Regions from separate parts of the Mus musculus genome. Here region 2 is linked to region 1. The links are chromatin loops, found by intact Hi-C in ENCODE. Cell type or tissue: heart. All regions are shown on one strand. Links, peaks and the distances in the headings refer to the core of each region. The heading gives the core; the rest is flanking DNA.

The links. A loop is a pair of places that touch in the nucleus more often than their neighbours do. Peaks named below come from ENCODE experiments on the same cell type or tissue, not always from the same donor. Only the 100,000 strongest peaks of a DNase experiment are listed, where the experiment ranks them.
Region 2: a loop joins it to region 1, with 2.0 times the contacts of the local background. A loop is called at or near these places in 5 of 42 quality-filtered maps.

Annotation. Positions count from the first base shown.
Region 1 is chr10:81,156,717-81,165,867 of GRCm38, forward strand. Pias4 (protein inhibitor of activated STAT 4) reads right to left here. Exons shown (of 11, transcript NM_021501.4): 2 at 7,069-7,474; 3 at 1,217-1,301; 4 at 935-976; 5 at 721-811; 6 at 511-639; 7 at 296-401. Among named protein-coding and RNA genes, the nearest start is that of Pias4, 6.4 kb to the right of the region's middle. In heart, for the core only: no CTCF peak of the experiment used is centred there; DNase peaks (open chromatin) are centred at 4,342 and 5,465; H3K4me3 peaks cover 660 bases; H3K27ac peaks cover 215 bases.
Region 2 is chr10:81,018,855-81,028,005 of GRCm38, forward strand. Diras1 (DIRAS family, GTP-binding RAS-like 1) reads right to left here and starts at 6,523. Exons shown (of 2, transcript NM_145217.2): 1 at 6,485-6,523; 2 at 736-3,616. The coding sequence starts at 3,561. The coding sequence ends at 2,965. In heart, for the core only: a CTCF peak has its summit at 4,130 (motif pointing left); DNase peaks (open chromatin) are centred at 959 and 8,637; H3K4me3 peaks cover 1,414 bases; H3K27ac peaks cover 646 bases; H3K27me3 peaks cover 5,704 bases.

The sequences.
Region 1 (9,151 bases), core at 811-8,810:
GCACTTGGGAGGCAGAGGCAGGCAGATCTCTGAGTTTGAGGCCAGCCTGGTCTACAGAGTGAGTTTCAGGACAGCCAGGGCTATACAGAGAGTTCGTGTCTCAAAAGAAAAATCCCATCATAGGAACAGGACACCTGGCCTGGAGTCTCACATGCCATCTTGCTCCCCATACCCCACCCGCCCTCAGTCCCTGGCCTGTCACAGACCAGGGCCAGACCTTGACCCCACATCTTTGTGGGGCTGCACACCTTTCCAGGAGATCCTGGCGAGGCCCTGCAGCCTGCCACTCACTCACCCAAAGCCTTGCACAGCTCAGGATGCTTCACCCCAATCGTCTTCAACCTCTGTAGCAGGTCTGAGGAGGTCAGCTGTCGCACCAGGTACAAAGCCACAGAGTAGCTCTGTGGACAGAGAGGCTGTGTCAGGGTGTCAGTCTGGGGTGATGTGGTGCTGGGCACAGGGTGGACCGGGTGAATGTGAGGCAGTTGGGTGCTGGGAGCAGGTGCTCACCTTGCCATAGTTGCCCCAGGTGACAGTAATGCGGTTGGTGGCCGAGGACAGATACATGAGGTGGGTAAGGTTGATGGGGCGGCAGGGCCTCTTAGGTTCCACACCAGGCTTGTTGGAGGGATAGTAGCCCTGTGGACAGAGCTGTGCTCAGCCCCGCAGGCCCATTCCTACCTTGTGTCTATGCCCCCGCCCCCAGGCTGCCTCACTCACCGGCACTGAGCAGTAGCTGTGGTTGACCTTCACAGCGATGTTGGGTGGGTATTGGTCCTCCTGCGGACAGCTGGTATCAGAGTAACAGATCCTGGGGAGACAACAGGTCATGAGCTGTGAAGGCACAGGAGGGCTATGGGGACCCAGGACTCAGGGGTATTAGGGAAGCCTGGGCAATGAGAGCAGGGGCAGGCGGGGCCAGGGCTGCTCGTACCTCAGCACCACCTGCACAGCTTTCACTCCAGGCTGCAGCTCCCTGTGGGCAGGGCAAGAGCAGGAGTCAGTTGCAGCACAGACCACCCAGGAGCCCTTTGCACGGTCACCAGCTAAGTGGTCACAGAACCCAACCACCCTAGCCTGACCTCTGCCTTGACAAATGGGGCAGGGACAGCTCAGGATCACAGAAGGTTCACCCACATCCACCGAACCCAAGGGACCCTGGGTTCCATCTGATGACATGTGTGCCTGGGGAGTTCTTGAGCCTGCTGGGCCCCACCTGGAGTTGCGGATCATCTCCACCTGCCGAGGTGTTAGCGCGAAGATGCATGGGCTCTCTTGCAGCTTCTCTGCACTCTGTGGGACTGAACACACGTGGGTCAGGTAGCCTGGCTGAACAGAGGCCAACCCTCTTCACCTGAGATTTCAGTGACATGTACTGGCCTCACCCATTCTGGGTCCCTCTGGAGCCAGGTATCCCAAAGGTAGAGGGGTAGCCACCTGTATCTGCAGGCCACCGTCTCGTCTGCACCCAGGTCCAGTCTCCAAAAGAGAATGCTGGCCTACTATGCAGGAGCCCAGGGAGGGCTCTTATGTCATGTGCATGTTTAACAGCAATGCCTTGCGATGCAGCCTCAGCAGCCCTCTGAGGGAGAGGAGGCGGCGGTGGTGCAGGCACCTGCCACCCCAGTGTGCAGGAGGCTCAAGCAGAAGGATCTTGGGTTCAAAAACCAGCCTGGACTCCTGGGTGAGTCTGCAGCCTGAGGACACAGCAGTGGGGAACAGGCTGATAGCTCCACCCAGCTCTGCAAAACCAACCACCATCCCTGTCAGGGAACACTGTCTGTCCAGCCACAAGACCCCATTCACAATAGCAGCTAAGACTAGGTGCAACTGGCCTGGAACCTTCTGACCCACAGGCTGTGGTGCCTGTGCCACACAATGAGTATAGGCAGACTTTGAACTAGGGGAGTGGAGTGGCTGGGTTGAGGAGTTATCACCCCTGCAGCCAGCCCAGCATCATGTATACAAAGAGCCCATGGGTCCCTGGGTGAGAGTAGGCTGCATGCAGCAATGCTGCAGGACCCGAGGGCAGAGCTGGAGCTCAGGGCCACCTGGGCACACTCAGATATGCCTACCCGGAGTAGGCACCCTGAAGGAGGTGGGGTGAGCCCAGCAGGGCCATGGCAGCCATGAGCTGACAGTGGCTGGGTAGGAGGTAGAGGCCCATTCACCCTCCCTGGGGGTGGGGAGGGGGTAGGGGAGGTTTCTATTCTGTGAGGGATGGGCATCAGGCAAGACCCAGGCTGCCCAGTGAGCACACTGCTGTCTAGGGTCCCATACCCCAGCAACCAGCTGAGGCTTGTCCTACCCTATGCTGCTGGAGAGGGCCACAGGGTGTTCCCCAAGCCAGTGCCTCTGTCATGGCTATTAGTCCCTTGGAGCAGCCCTTCCCCACCCTTGTATGTGAGGGTGGAGCCTCTACGGCAGCACCAGCCATGAACTGAACTTTTCCTCAGCAGCCTCATCACACCTGCCCAGCCTTCCCAGACTTATGGCCTTTGCACCCACTGTAGCTCTCACTTTATAGCCCAGGCTGGCCCTGAACCTGCAACCCTCCTCCTGGACATAAGAGAAGAGCTCTGTAGGTCCTGTCACCATTCCCTCCTCCAGTACATTATTGATACTCATGTCTATCCTATACAACAGTGTCTGAGGGCCAGGCGTGGTGGCCCACACTATAATCCCATCACATAGGAGGAAGAGGCAGCGGATCTCTGTGAGTTCCAGGGCAGCCTGGTCTATAGAGCCAGTCTAGGACAGCCAGAGCTACACAGAGAAACCCTGTCTCAAAAAAACAAAACTGGCCGGGCGTGGTGGCGCACGCCTTTAATCCCAGCACTTGGGAGGTAGAGGCAGGTGGATTTTTGAGTTCGAGGCCAGCCTGGTCTATAGAGCAAGTTTCAGGACAGCCAGGACTACACAGAGAAACCCTGTCTCGAAAAACCAAAAAAAAAAAAAAAAAAAAAAAAAAAAAAAACAAAACTGTACACTGTAGGCTGCTTGGGAGTGAGGTGGATAAGGCAGAGTTCAAGGACAGCCTAGGTTATATACACAGCAGCCCTGCTCTGCCTGCCTCCCTCCCTCTCAACCACTCTCAGTTTCTCTCTGGGCCTCTGCAGCAAGGGCCATAGCTGGAGGCCCACCCCATGGACCTACACATAGACAGGGCAAGCACAGACACTGTGCGGGAAGTTGCAGACTGCCTCTGCCTGAGGCGGGGCAACCACCAAGGTCCAACAGGGCAGGTAGGAGACTGGACAAGACACTCAGGGCCATGGAAGGTGCTGCCCAGGATCTTCACAGTCATGTGGTCCCTCTTAGTCTTATGCACTCCAGGGTGGAGGCGGAGATAGATGCAGGACCACCCAGGACCACCTTTGGGTATCCCTGACACAACCATGACACAACGACACTATTGTCACCTCAGGCTCAGGCAGCCTAGCCAGGGGCTACAGGTGATAGGTGCCCTCCTCACCATACGGTCTCTCTCTGTAGTCCTGACTGTCCTGGAACTCACTCTGTAGACCAGGCTGGCCTCCAACTCAAGAGATCTGCCTGCCTCTGCCTCTTGAGTACTCGACTAAAAGCATGCCACCGCCACCTAGCTAAGGTGATGGGTGTTTAATGCAGGCTTAGCTGGGTGCACTAGGAATGCCAAGGCAAACAGTGGGGGCCCAATCTGCTTCAGACAAGCCATTGCAGTGACATGATGGGCTTGTGCCACCCAGCTACTACCAGGTCCAGTTCCAAACAGCCACTCTAGCCTACCACAAAGGTCCTGAGTCGGGGGGAGGGGGGTCGGCATGGGGAACACTGAGAGGAAGAGCAGCACTCAGTTCCACTGTGGGACTCACAGCTAGGTGGGGATGCAGCTGGGCAGAGGACCACAGCCTGTGCCACTGGGGTAGGCAAGACCAGTGCAAGGGCTGCCCCAAATCCGTGGCCTGAACCAGTCAAGCCCAGTCTGGGTATGAGACAGACAGCAAGGGGGATGGCAGATGGAGTGCCTGCCTACCAGCCCAGCAGGGGGAGGGAGAGAAAGGACCTGGGGGTAAAGATCATTTTAGGTTATAGAACAAGTTAGGCCAGCCTGGGCTACCTGAAACAATGCCTCAAAATATCACAAAAAACAACACCCCAAAGAAAGAGCAACAGACAAAGGCAGTGTCGAAGCCAGCTATGGTGCAGATATCATATGGGTAATTGGGGTGTTCCCTTAAAGACGAACAGGGACCAAAGGCCTGGGGTGGATAACGAGTCAGTGTGGGAGGCTGAGGTGTAGCCTATGCAAAGGCCCTGCAAACAGAGCCAGGCTGGCTTTCCCAGTGTCCTCTGAGAATGCCACAGGGTGGCCCTCTGATCCTAGCACTGTAGGAGCGGAAGCTAGAGGATCACAAGTTCCGGACCAGCTTGGGCTACACTGTGAGCCTGCCTCAAAAACTGCATCAGCGAAACAAGTAACATAGCAGGCTTCCCCAGCAGCCGGGGAGCTAAGACACGTAAGACACATGGGCAGCAAAAGGAGGTAGCAGTGGCTAAAGAGGCTGACATCCCATGGCCCCTAAGGTCACAGGTCCCCCAGCCCAGCCCTGGTCCTGTCCTCAGGTCCAGGCCCCCCATCACTCCTTACTCCCACAACAGCTTCATTCCATCTACATGACCCACAGGAGCCCCAATGAAGCCTCCTCTCACAGGAAGCCCTCCAGCTGCTCAAAGGACACACAGCCCTCGGGTAGGAGTCACCAGCTCCATGGCAGCCGACATCTCCTTCTCCACCGGTTCCTAAACCATCCTCACTTCTGCCTGGGCCCTCAGATCTCGAGTCCTAGGTCAGTTCTGCTGTGGTCAGCAACTGTTACCTACTTGGGTCTGCCTTGCATGGAAGTAAGGGAGAAACCAACATGGAATCCCAGACAGACATGGGTACAGGGCACAGCCTGGTGGGAAAGGAGGTCAGCCTGGGAGGGCTACGAGCTCAGGAGGCTGTGTGTCCTTGGGTGAGTGCCTGGCTCTCTCTGGTTACTAGCCCTCTTAGAGGGTCTGTCAGTACACTCTGGACTGCAGCTGGTGTCCCCTTCCCTTTTCCCCTCCCCCTCCGGGTGCTCAGGTGATTTATGGGTTCAGTCTGCCTGGTGCAGACTAAGCGGTACGCTCTTCCAGAGAATCCTATAGTATCATGGGGCTCATTCTGGCCTGGGAAAGAGGCTGGCCACTGTGAACTGGCATCACAGGGCTCATGCCGGGGATGTGAAATTCTGGGTTTTGAGCTTGAGAGATCATGGCCTTAGATCCAGGATCAGCACTCTTATCCAGCAGTCCCTCGAGGTGTGGGGACCCAGGAAAGGGGGTACCCTGGTGAGAAGGCAGACCAACAGGCTAGACCTCTTTGTTCAAGCTGCTGGTAGACAGGGGAGCATGCTCTCCTGGAGATCAGGTGACCGAGGTCCCAGGGGAGAAGGGCACAGTGATGCATTGTGGGGCGGAGTGACTGCTGGCTTGCTCTGCAGGAAGGAAGCCCTGTCATGCAGGCTGGGAGGCCAGGGGGCCAACCTCCTGATGTCTTCCTCAAGATGACACCCAGTCAACTTGACCCCAAGGCTCCCAAGGGCTGTGGAGACCTTCAGGGAGGCAGCTTGTGGCACTCGGAGCATGACAGGAAGGGCAGAGTAGGCAGGTTAGGGGGCTCTGCCTCCAACCCCCATCAGCACCAAGGGTTTTCAAAAGGGGTGGGACTATAGGTCAGGGGTGGAGCCTCAGTAAGGGGCGGGGCCTCTGATCACAGGAAAAAGTCCACACCATAGGGCACAACCACTGCTGCCTGCTACCCTTCCTCAGGCACCCCCAGCAGCCCCAATTTAAACATAGTGCCCCAAGTCCCAGGATAAGAGGGACATAGCCTTGCTACAGTAGTAGAGTGCTACCCAGGGAAGATAGTCAAGTTGGAATGGAAGTGGGGAGGCCCCTGAGTACCATGTGGGGTTGACAGAGGAACTGCTCATCTCGCAGCCTGCCTCGAGTACTGGGGCCCAACCTTTAGGCTTTACACAGAGACAGACAGGAGGGAGAATAGGGGACCAGGGTGTCTGGAGAACCTGAGAGAGTCCCAGGTCCTAGATGTGGCCCATTAGGACCTGCCAGGTGCACAGCTCAGGGCAGCATCTGTGGCCACAACCCCACTCCACACTGCACGTGGAAGGTCAGGTGCTGCAGAGGGCTTGGAGGCTATCTGTGCCTCAACAGAGAAGATGGGGGTCTGACCAGTCTACACTTCCTGATAACTTGGAACTTACATCTATTTTTCTTTCTTTCTTTTTTTTTTTTTTTTAGCTCAGGTTGGCCTCAAACTCATTGTATAACTGAGGAAAGCCTTGAACTCCCTTCCAAATAACCGAAATGAGCCACTAGGCCTAGCTTTTTTTTTTTTCTTTTAAAAATCAGGGTCTGGGGGTTGGGGATTTAGCTCAGTGGTAGAGTGCTTGCCTAGCAAGTGTAAGGCCCTGGGTTCGGTCCTCAGCTCTGAAAAAAAAAAAAAAAATTTAGGGTCTGGCTGGGCAGTCGTGGTGCACGCCTTTAATCCTAGCACTTGGGAGGCAGAGGCAGGCGGATTTCTGAGTTTGAAGGCAGCCTGGTCTACAGAGTGAGTTCCAGGACAGCCAGGGCTACACAGAGAAAGCCTGTCTTGAAAAAAAACAAGGGAAAAACAAAAACAAAAACAAAAACAAAAACAAAAAAATTCAGGATCTATTTGCCCAGGCTAGACTCAAAATCATGGCTCCTCTTGCCTCAGCTGACTAAGTGGGGGATGAGAGGTCAAGCATGCTAGTGAATGCTCAGCTCACTGTTCAACCTATACCCTCAGCCATACCCTCAGCAGAGTCTTAGTCTGTAGCCCAGTCTAACCCAAAACTCACCTTCCTCCTGCCTTAGCCACTAAGTGATGAAAAGGCCAGTATGTGCTGCCCTGCCACCCGTGTCACGTGTTTGAAGCTGTTAGGTTTGGGGTGGCTGGTCATGGGGCACAGTGCTGAGCCTGCTTTGGGGATCTGCTGGGCGATACCCACCACTCACCCAGTTCAGTGGGCTTCAGCAATTCGTCCAGCATGTTGAAGAAGGGGAGCTTAACCAGGCGTACCTCCGGCTTAAGGGTCTTGGTGGGCAGGCGCCCCAGTCCATTCAAGTACTTCCCGTACAGCACGGGGTAGTCCACGGTGGGCCCTGACAGGGGAGTCCTGGGCATGGAGTGTAGTGCCAGGGGATCCAGGGGCCGTGGTGCCTGTGGGCCGGGCTCTGCACTCTTCTTGGCATAGCGAGTCTCATACAGCTCTTTGATCTTCTTGAAAAGCTCTGGGCTACAGTCGAACTGCACCAGCTGCAAGGCCCTGGTCACCAGTTCGTGCTTCAGCCCACTCTTGCTCCGGCCTACAAAGCCCAGCAGCATCTGCAGGTCTGATACTCGGAAGCTCATCACCATGTTCTGCAAAGGGGAACCACAGCGGCTCTCAGGGGTGTGATCCTCTAATCTGTGTGTCCCCTTACCCTCAGCTCCCTGTGGCAGCCACCAAAATCCTGCTTCCTATGAGTGCTGTCCCAGACTAGGTATGGCCTGCTAGTCTCAGGCCCCTGGGCACTATGGTCTGAGACAGGTCTTCCAGTAAGGCATCCTGGACCCTGCCCTTGGTTTTCAGTCAACCACCAGGGTACCCAGGAACAGAATGGGCCCACATGAGAACAGCTAGTCTCTGAAACCAAACAGAGCAGTGACCAAGCTAATGACACAGTGACACAGATGGGAAGGCCTAGGAATGAACCTATGGGGTACTTCAAGCAAAAAGAAACCAACCAGAGCACAAGGGGACTCCAGAGCACGACCCAGGCCCTCAGGCAGGCTGCTTGCACTCATGACAGCTGATACCTGGGCATGGCACGTCCCCACAGATGGAAGGACCAAGCATCCGTGAGACACAGGCCAGTTGGGCCTGGGGCCTCTTGTGTTAAGTCCTGATGCTGGCCTCCACTGAATGAAAAGTAGAAAGGGACCTCCACAGGGCTGGGACACATACCCGAAGTGTCAAAGCCCACCTGACCAGCCCAGGGGTCATCATCCCACTGGATGTTCACCTGCTGAGTCCCTACGAGGAAGCTCCAAAAAACACCAGAGACTTGGGGTGCCAGATACTTCAGCATGACTTAAGTACTCCCAGTATGACAGGGTGGGCTCAAGTTTGGCCTGGTGGCTACCAGGCTTCCCAGATCTCTAGAGGATTGTAGGGAAGCCCCAACTCTTCAGGGACTCTAGGGTATGCGGCCCTTGGGCACTCCCAATGTGGCCTTCACTTCCTACCGCATGCAGAGACAAACAGCACACAGCACATTTATACTCAAATCCTCACAACTCAGGAGAGAGGCACAGTGAGGTAGGTGCCCTCGAAGGTCCAGCTAAAGTCAGAGAGCTTTGCAGCTCCAATGGTAATCACGGAGTTCCACCACCCAGGACTGATGGCAAGCGTCTGAGCAGCCAGGTCGCTGCCATATGGTCTGGGTCAGGTTTCTCAGCAGCTGCTATGGCCTGAGCAGCCTGCTGGAGAACAGCAGGGCATGGGGACAGACGCACAGGAAGAAGCCTCCATCCATCACCCGGAGTGTATTTCCCGCCCTGGCACAGACTACCAGGGCCGAGTTTATAAACAGCATCAGCACCATGACTTCTGGAGATTCAGCTTGGGGTGTGATGTGGAGTGACAACCCAAACACAGAGAGAGAAGTGGCTGTACTTAGCTGTGACACTAGCCTAGGCTCTTTAGAAAGCTGAGATGCCCAACACAGGGGCAAAGGACGAAGGCTTGGCCCCAAGCCTGCTGCAGGCACCATTCACCCACAGGATGATGGAGCATGGTCCATTCATCCACAAACACCACAATCTCGCTTCCTGGAAACCCCAGGATGCCTCAAAAGACAGAATCTCTGGCCTGTTGGGACAGATTGGAGGAAAGCTACCAGAAAAGTGGAGGTATTGCTATCATTCTTAAAACACTGTGAGGGGCCATGACAGGAGTCCTCTGGACCATTTCAGAGTTTCAAAGAAGAGTCAAGTTCACCTAACTAAGGTGGAGGTGGAGGTCTAGGGGGCAGAGAGTCAAGTAGAGGTCATCAG
Region 2 (9,151 bases), core at 839-8,838, 140 kb before region 1:
TTTCTTCTAGGCAGGGTCTCTCCCTGAACCTGGGTCTTATGTTTTCTATCCTAGGCTAAAAGGAGGGTGTTGCTTTGTTCTTGGCTCCCTTGGCTGGGGTTACAGGAATCCTGACTTGTTTCCTTGTGCTAGGAATTGAACGTTGGTTCTCTGAGAGAGCTGCAAGCATTTCTAACCATTGGGCCACCCCTCCAGCCCTTGTTTCTGTTGGGATTCCTGGCAATGTGCCTCCCTATGCAGCCTCCCATGCTGGGATTCGAGGCAGGGGTGGCCATGCTCAGTTGTACATGACTGAAGGTGGAGGGGCTGAGAAGGCAGGCACCCTGGCCGGTGCACACTGTGGCCGAACCTGGGCTCCAGGTCAGAGCTGGGCGTACTGTGGTGCCTTTTACACACAGTGAATGGGTGAATGAATGAATTAGTGAGTGAATGAATGAGCTCAGCCAATCTGTCCTTTAAATGGCAGAGGGCAGCCTGGGAAGTTGAAGGACTGGGCGGGAATCAGAGAGAGGCTGAGTAAAAGACTGAGCCCCTGGGGCAGGATCCAGGGAGGCCAGCAAGGCCCACATAAGGAATGGACACTGTTCATGGCCCAGTAAGCTTGGCTGTGACCTTGGCTGTGACACCCACTGCAATCCCCCCTCCCCGTGTCCCCCACGCCCACCCTCCATTTCCCACCCTCAGCTGCAGCAGGCAGCTTAAAGCCCCACAGAAGCCACATGCAGCACAGGGGAGGCAGGATCCACGTGTTTATTGCAGGAAGACAAGGTCTACGAGAGAACGGTACACAGACCCCACATGGGATGGGGCTCCCACATGCGGGGGGCAGGGGTGGGTCACAGCAAGCGAGGCCTGGCGGGGTCCCCAGCACCAGAGATGCCTGGGCAGGTTGGCCAGCAGCCAGGGTGGGCTCCGGCCTCCCCTGCCACCCAGCCCGGTTCTCCCCAGGATGGGCAAGGCCAGCCAGGAGAAGCCTGGGGTGGCCCAGAGATTGTGCTATCAGGGTGTGTCCCTGAGAAAGGGCTGTGACCCCCTGTCCAGCCAGGAGCCACTCCCGGGGCTTGGGAGCAGGTGGCAGCTGTGGGGGCCCTGGGCTGGCTAGAGGTCAGGGCTCAGCTATGCTCAGACTCAGGCTTCAGGCTGTGGCTCTCCCTGTGCCTGGCACACAGAAGGGAACACAGTGGGGTCCGGCCTACTTGGTCATCTGGCTTCAGCCTTCTTTCTGCTTCTCTGTCTCTTTGTGACCATGTCTTTGTCTCTCTTTATCTCCTTTATCTCTGTCTCTGTCTCTCTCTCACACTCTCTCACACTCTCTCTCTCCCTTCCAATACACACTCTCTCTCATTCTACCTCCCACTCTCCCTCCCTCTCACACATACACTCTATCTCTCTCACTCTTCCCCCACACACTCTCCCCCTTCACACACACACACTCACTCTCCCCCCTCTCTCTCCCTCTCTCTTTCTCGTCCCCACCCCAGAGGTTCCAGCTCACTCAGGCCACAGCCTGGTCTGTAGCCACTGTGAGGTGATGACCTCACACTGAGGCCTCTGTACTGCAGCTTTGTCACTTCTGAGCCAGGAGCCAGCTTGCCACAGCCTGGAACAGACCTGGTGCTCATCAGACAGGCCTGTGTCACCCACCCCTGAAAACACAGAGCCATACAGACACACCACAATGTCTAGGTGCCCCCCCCCACACACACACACGGCCACTTACACTGTGGTCTCACTAAGAACACAAAGTGGTGCAAGAACACCCCATCCCAAGACAGACACACACCCATCCACACACACAGGCACATAAACACAGAATTCTAAGTCACCCTCATCTGGGTGGGACACAGGCCCAGGAGCCACTCAAGTCTCCTGGACAGTCTCGCAGATACCACAGGGGCTCCGTAACTCAGGGCAGACATGGGGGACAGTCTCCAGAGTACACATGACCAGCAAAGAGGCTCAGATTCTGTCAGAGCCCTAGGGCAGCAGCCACTAGTCCTATCACCGCACACAGGGACTTTGCTGATAGACTCTCAGCTGGGCACCCCACCCTCAGCACCCCAAACCCCCAGTCGGGGTGGCTGTCGAGGTGCCACTGTGCCAAGGTCTCTATCTCAGCAGAAGGCTGGTGTCCAGGTGGGCAGTGTCCAGGCAGCCACTCCACACTCCAAGTTCAGGGTTCCAGTGTGCCTCCCCTGAAGGGACAGTCCTGGGCTTGTGCTGTGGGCGTCTGCTATTCCAGAGGTGGTACTCGGGGTGGCCAGGGCATTGCTGCAGGCCCTGTGTTTATTGCCTGGTGCCTGAGGCCCAGCCCTCGGGCCCATCCACCCTGGTGTGCAGACAGGAGAGGACAGGGGTGTTCTGGACCCAGGGAAGGCCACAGGTCAGAGGTCACGGGGAAAGGACAGGATCAGGTGAAAGAAATAAGATATTAGTGAAGGAAGATGAGGTCAATGGGCACTCCCCAGAGGTCACAGTGATAGAATGTGAGGGACAGGGACAGTGGGCATGGCTGGGCACACAGGGACAGAGATGGAGAGGCAAGGTAACCTCTCTGGGCCTGACTGGGATGAGCAGTTCCTTAGCCAGGTCCCTGTTTTCAGATCCACAGGGATCAAACCTCCAGTGTGTGGTTGTGGGGTGCAGATAGAATGGGGGTGGGGGAGCAAAGAGATATAGAGGGAGAGGTCTGCAAAGGATGAAGCTATGGAGGTGTGAAGAGGCAGGGATGGAGCCCAACCTTACTGTAGGCTGGTGGGGACAGGAAGAGGGAAGAGAGATGGAGGAGGGAGGGGCAAGGCAAAGGAAGGAAGGAGGGGGAGAAGGAGCAGGAGCAAAGAAGGGAGGAGCAGAGAGGAGGAGAGAGGAGGAGGTGGGGAGGAGAGGAATACTAAGAGGAGAGAGGAGGGAAGGGAGGAGGGAGGGGAGAAGGAGCCCGGGAGACTCAAGCTGGCTCTGGCGGGCTCACATGAGCGCGCACTTGCCCTTGATGCGGTCAGCCCTCTTCTGCTTGCTGGAGCGTTTGCCGTCCACGCTGAGGCTGACGCTCCGGCGCGTCTCGAGCGTCAGCAGCTCCTGGAACAGCTCCTTCACGTTGTAGTTCATCTTCGCTGAGGTTTCCATGAAGGCGCACTTCCACTCCTGTGCCACGGCCTGCGCCTCGCGCGTGTGCACCTCCCGCTGCGTCTCATCACACTTGTTCCCCACCAGCATGATGGGGATGTCCTCCACGCTGCCCTTGATCTGCACGATCAACTTGTAGATGGGGCTCAGCTCATCCAGCGACTGCTTGCTGGTCACCGAGAACACCAGGATAAAGGCGTGGCCCTTGGAGATGGACAGCCGCTGCATGGCCGGGAACTGGTGGCTGCCGGTGGTGTCCGTGATCTGCAGTGTGCACACGCTCTTGTCACAGCTGATCACCTGCCGGTACGTGTCCTCTATGGTAGGGATGTAGGTGTCACGAAACGTCCCCTTTACAAAGCGGAGCACCAGCGAGCTCTTGCCCACGCCGCCTGCGCCGAACACGACCACACGGTAGTCATTGCTCTGTTCTGGCATCTTCTCCGGAGCCGGCTTGGAGGACAGGGCCGGCAGCTAGAACCCCAGACCGACCCTGTTGGAGAAAGGACGGTGAAACATGTAAGGCCTTATGAGACCAGGATAGCTCCCTGTCCCAATGGCCGGGTCACAGTGGTGCTGGTCCTGCCTCCATGCCACCCAAGTATCTCCCAAGTGGTCCTCGCAGCTGCCCTGGCTGCCCTTTCTGACAAATATAAGGCCAGGAGTGCCCGGAGCAGAGGCCGGGCTGAGCCTGAGAGATGGTGCTGATGAGGCCAGGATGCAAAGACACTCAAGTCAGCACTCTGGGTCCCACCTCAGACCTGACTTCCACCCAGCCTCCAGCTCTGCACCAGTGTAAGCGCCTCACTCCCTGCATTTTGCCATCTTCCTGCCCCATCCTTATGTGTGAGAGAGAGACCCTGTCTCAAAAAAAAAAAAAAACAGGGTGGGTATTGAAAAGTCTGCTCTTGTGACTACAGCATGGGCTGTTCTCACAAAGACCTGATTCTGTTCCCAGCACGCACATGGCGGCTCACAACCACCAGGGATCTTACGCCCCCTTCTGGCCTCCGAAGGCACTGCACACATGTATTGTTCAGACTCACATAAACAGAAGGGAAAAATACATAGAAAAGAATCCCAGCCGGGCATGGTGGCGCACTCCTCTAATCTCAGCACTCAGGAGGCAGAGGCAGGTGTATTTCTGAGTTCGAGGCCAGCCTGGTCTACACAAAGTGAGTTCCAGGACAGCCAGAGTTACACAGAGAAACCCTGTCTCAAAAAAACCAAAACCAAAACCAAAAAAAAAAAAAAAAAAAAAAAAAAGAATCACATTGTGAAAAATCAGATGTGGTGGTACACAGCCATAATCCTAGAGCCAGGGAGCCTGAGGCAAGGGGTCAGTGAAGTATGGGCTACTCTGGGTTACAGAGTGAGATTCTGTCTAAAAAATACAACCTAGGGTCAGAGGCCAGTCTAGACTGAACATTGAGACCATGTCTCCAACAAAACAAAACAAAAACAACCAACCAACAAAAAAAAGCAACAAGAAAAACAAGACGGTAAGCAGATATCAGACCTGAAAACAACCATCACACAAACACAGTGCTTCAGCCCTACGTGTCCTGAAGACAGGCTTCCATCCTGGCCCTGGGAACCTGCCACATGAAACAGCCTCCTAACTGACTCTGACATTGAGGACATCCAGGAATCGCACGCGTAAATCCTGAAGCAGAGGTTCCTGGGACTCACAGCCCAGGCCAAGCCGAGAAAGCCTCGAAGCTAAGTGGGGGCTCCCTGTTCCCTATGCCCATGCCTTGGCTTCCTGCTCAGGCCACTGTGTTCTCAACAGAACTCCTGGCTGGGACAGGATTTCTCTCCTGTCTTTGCTCAGAGAAGTTCATGGCTCTCAGAGGGTCACACAGTATGAGGACTCCTAAATTAGGAGAGGTAGGGGAAGACTGTGTGGAGGGGACACTAGGGAGGTCTGTCCCCACTACTGCTGTCCCTTCCGATTCTTTTCCTCAGCATGGTTCACATATGGAGATGGTTGAGGACTCCCTGGAGTTAGACTTAGGGACTATGACACTGAAGGGGTGACTATGTCCTTGGGGTTCAGTTTTCTCTTTTATGGGATGGCACACACCTAGGCTTTGCCTGAGATAGAGAATCAGGAATATGGTTAGGGGTAAGTGCCTCAGGTCCAGCCTCCAAGGAGCCCCCGAAGTTATGGCAAGCTGGGGTTCCAGGGTGGGGACGAGCATCCCCCATGGGGTTTGAAGCCATATTCAAAATTATCGAATGTGCCTAAATAAAAGGAAAACACAACAACTGGAGCCAACACTAGTGACACCAGAAACTCTCGAGCTGGACACTTACTTGAAGTGTTCCAGCCCTCTACACAGGGTACTTCTTGGCCTGGGGAAGAGCTGGAGTGCTGGCGTGGGGATGCTCCCCAGCCCAGCAGTCTTAACATTTTTCTTGGTGGGTAATGGGAGGAGATGCATGGTGACCCCACCCTACTGCCCAGAGGGGATCTAAGGTGGCAAATGGAGGTGGGGCATGCACCCCTCAATGCAACTTCTTCTCGGTAGTGGGCACCAGGGGCTGCAGTGCCCAGTAGGGATGCCCACTAGATGGATGCTGAGGTTTGGGCCCCCTGACAAGGAGGGTCTTGTGCAATCCAGATCTCCCTCTTTTGGGGATCAGGGAGAGGGCCCTGAACTTGCAGTGGGACAAGCTCTGCTCAAGGTCACGCGTTCTAAGAGGTGGTATGACTCAGAGGGACTTAAAGCTGGGCCCTGCTCAGCTGCTGTGCCCAGGGGGCTCTGAGGTGCTTGGCCACACTGTCTGAGTCACCCAAGCCCTGGGCCAGCCTGCCCCAAACCTCTCAGTCCACAGAGCAGCACAGGGCAGGGCCCTGGGACCCTGAAGCCACCTCAGGTGCAAAAATCCAGGATGGCCTTGGCGGGGGAGAGTCTGGGGGCAGGGGCACTGACTAATGGGGGTGGCTGATTTAGGGGCTGCAGGCTAGGGGTATGATGATGAACGGGCAGTTTTAGGGACTCAAGGGAATGGGGCTTCCTGGGAGTCAGGGTCTCAGAGGAGGGAAGGAGTCTTGAGAGAGGGGCTTGGTCACGAGGGTGCAGAGCTCTGTGGGGGGCAGTGAAGGACCTGGGCCTCAGCGGGCAGTTCGCACAGGGTATGTATGAGGGGACCAGGGCCCAGAAGGTCCCAAGTGATGCTCTGCGTGGTCAGGTAGGGGTGGGGCGACCGGGAGCTGTCCATGGTGACCGCTGGACTCCCGGGGACAAGCAAAGCCTGGTGCGGTGGCCCGGGAGGGTGGGGCCGGAACAAAGGGATCATGGTGGTTTGGGGACCCCTCCCCACCCTCTGTGGCCGCGGCTGCCCCGCCGCCTACCTGGGCCGCTGTGGTCCCCGCCGCTGCGCTGCTGTCCGCGCCGCCGCAGTCCCGATGTCCCCGCCCCAGCTGCGCTCCGCCCCGCCCGCCCCGCCCGCCCCGCCTGCCAGGACCCGGGCCCGGGCAGCTGCAGCCCCAGGTCACCGCCAAGCCCGCCCTGGGTGTCCATCAGCAACCGGGGGCATGCAGAGCTCTGGGCATCGTGACACCCACACCCACGCATACCACGTGGCTACCTGTACCTTAGGGAACGCGGGTGGGTGACAGGGCCCATCGTGTGAGGTCCTGAAGACATGGTGACCAATAGTCAGGGGTCGCCCCAACTGCAAAAAGGGAGAACTGGAATTGGGGGGGGGGGGCAGAGTGATCCAGCGACGGGCAGAAGGAGGTGATGGAAGAGGGTGTGAGCTGAGTATATAAACCTTCATAGATTAAGATGTCAGCCACACCCGGGAGCCGGAGGCAGGAGAATGGCTATGAGTTTAAAGCCATTCTGAGATACAGAGTAGAGACCCCTATGGGAGAAGGAAGGAAGGGTTCGGGAAGAAGGGGAGAAAGAGAGGAATAAAAGACAAAACACTAAGAACCCTATTATTGGTGTTGTAGCTTGGAGGGCCAATCGATTCCTTGGCAGCTATGGGATCCATCCTGAGCGTGGCAGAGGCCCAGCCTGACATGTCGACTTCGCATCCCAACACTGGAGGCAGAGCAGGAGGACCAGGAGGTCAAGGTCAGCCTCTACATAGTTTCTGGAAAATGTGAGACCCTGCCTCAAACAAACAAAAAGAGGAAAAGAGAAAAAGACCCCCGATGTTCATCTGGTATGTGGTCTAGGGAAGCCATCTTGCCAAGCCTGCTGTCGCCCTGGCTCCACCCACACACTGCAAGGAAAACAGAACAAAAGTTTACTTTGTATCATTAAATATTGGGGCCAGTGAGAGCGCTCAGAAGGTAGAGGTGCTTTCTTCCAAGCCTGACAGCCTGGGTGGCTCCCTGAGACCCACGTGGTGAACAGAGAGACCCAGCTGAGAGACCCAGCTCTAACTAATTGTCCTCTGATTTCCACACACACAGAAACTGATAAAGAAAATGTCACTTAAATTTTGTTTTAATTTTTAGATTTATTTGTATTTTCTGTGTATGAATGCTTTGCCTGCATACCTGATGCCCTCAGACATCCAAAGAGGGCATCGGGTCCCCTGGAGCTGGAGTCACAAACAATTGAGAGCCAACATGCAGGTGCTGGGAATCGAACCTGGGTCCTCTGGAACAGTTGTTAATTAATGAGCCAGCTCTCTGAAGACTGATTTTAAAGTATCTTTGTTTGTGGTAGGGGCTTGCTCTGTAGACCAGGCTGGCCTCTTGCCTCTTCCACTTAGGCCAGCTAAAGGCCATCCTCTTCCCTCTCCTGGTCCCCCAGGCTCACCCACTCCTTCCCTGATCAGTTCTTTTGTTTTGTTTTGTTTTGTTTTTCGAGACAGGGTTTCTCTGTGTAGCCTTGGCTGTCCTGGAACTCACTTTGTAGACCAGGCTGGCCTTGAACTCAGAAATCTGCCTGCCTCTGCCTCCCAAGTGCTGGGACTAAAGGCGTGCGCCACCACCGCCCGGCTCCCTGCTCAGTTCTAACATGGCCCCTTCTCCTGGCGTTACAGCACAGCATGCCAACTTGGAGTCAGGATCTCCATGGCTGGCCTAGCTCTTTCTTTGCTATTTGTGCCCATTCATCCTAGGCTGCCTCAAGCTGTTGCCTGATGAATTTACCTCCTTCTTAGTCTGGCCCTGTGGGAGTCCTTCAGAAGGTGGCTCAGTCCCCCTACCCTGCCTCAAGATGGAGTCAGTCTAGTGGGAAGCCAGAGCTCTATTCTGGAAGACCCTGTCCTAAAAAAGTGCCCCAGGCTACAGCTTTACCTCACTCCCCCGAGTAGCTGGAAAGAAACCCATAATGAGGCCCTATTTCTTGAGTACTGAGAATTGGGATGGGAGTTTGGGGCTAGCAGGCAGGCTTCCTTTGTCTGTGATGGGTGCCTGGGTCCCCTGAGAGACTGGGGGAGCTCTCAGCACAGCTCTGACCAGCTCCCTGGCTTTCCTTCAGGCACCAGCCCAGGCTGACTCACTGGAAGGAGCCTGGCCACATGCTGATGCTATTTATAGATGCCAGGCCAGGCTCTAGGCATCAGGAGCCACTGAAGACAACCTTAGTTCCTGTCTCCCTCTTGCAGTAGCGCCTGTGTGGGGACACTGTACTCTGCCCTGCCTTGCTGAACTGGGCAAATCCGCAGGAACTGGGACTCAGGGACTTGAGACGAGTCAGCCTGCACTGCATTCTGAAGCGCTAGTCTGTCTGTCATGTCCCACACACCCATTGCCTCTTTTAAAAGCCATGCCTTGTCCCCAGCAGCAGAGGTGGATGAGGAAAGGCCTTTAAGAGGGTGGATCAGCCTGTAAAGTACGTACTTGCAAACACACAGAGTATGGATTCTCAGAACCCACACCCAAAGCTAGCGGGGTGGCTCAATCCTGCTGTGGTAGCATGGGGAGGGGCTGAGACAGGAGGATTCCTGCTGACCCAGTGGTCTAGATAAATCTTCCACTCCATGATACTGACACTGTGTCTTAAAAACCAAGGTGAGGCTTGGGGTTGGTTCAGCAGTTACAACACTGCCTGCT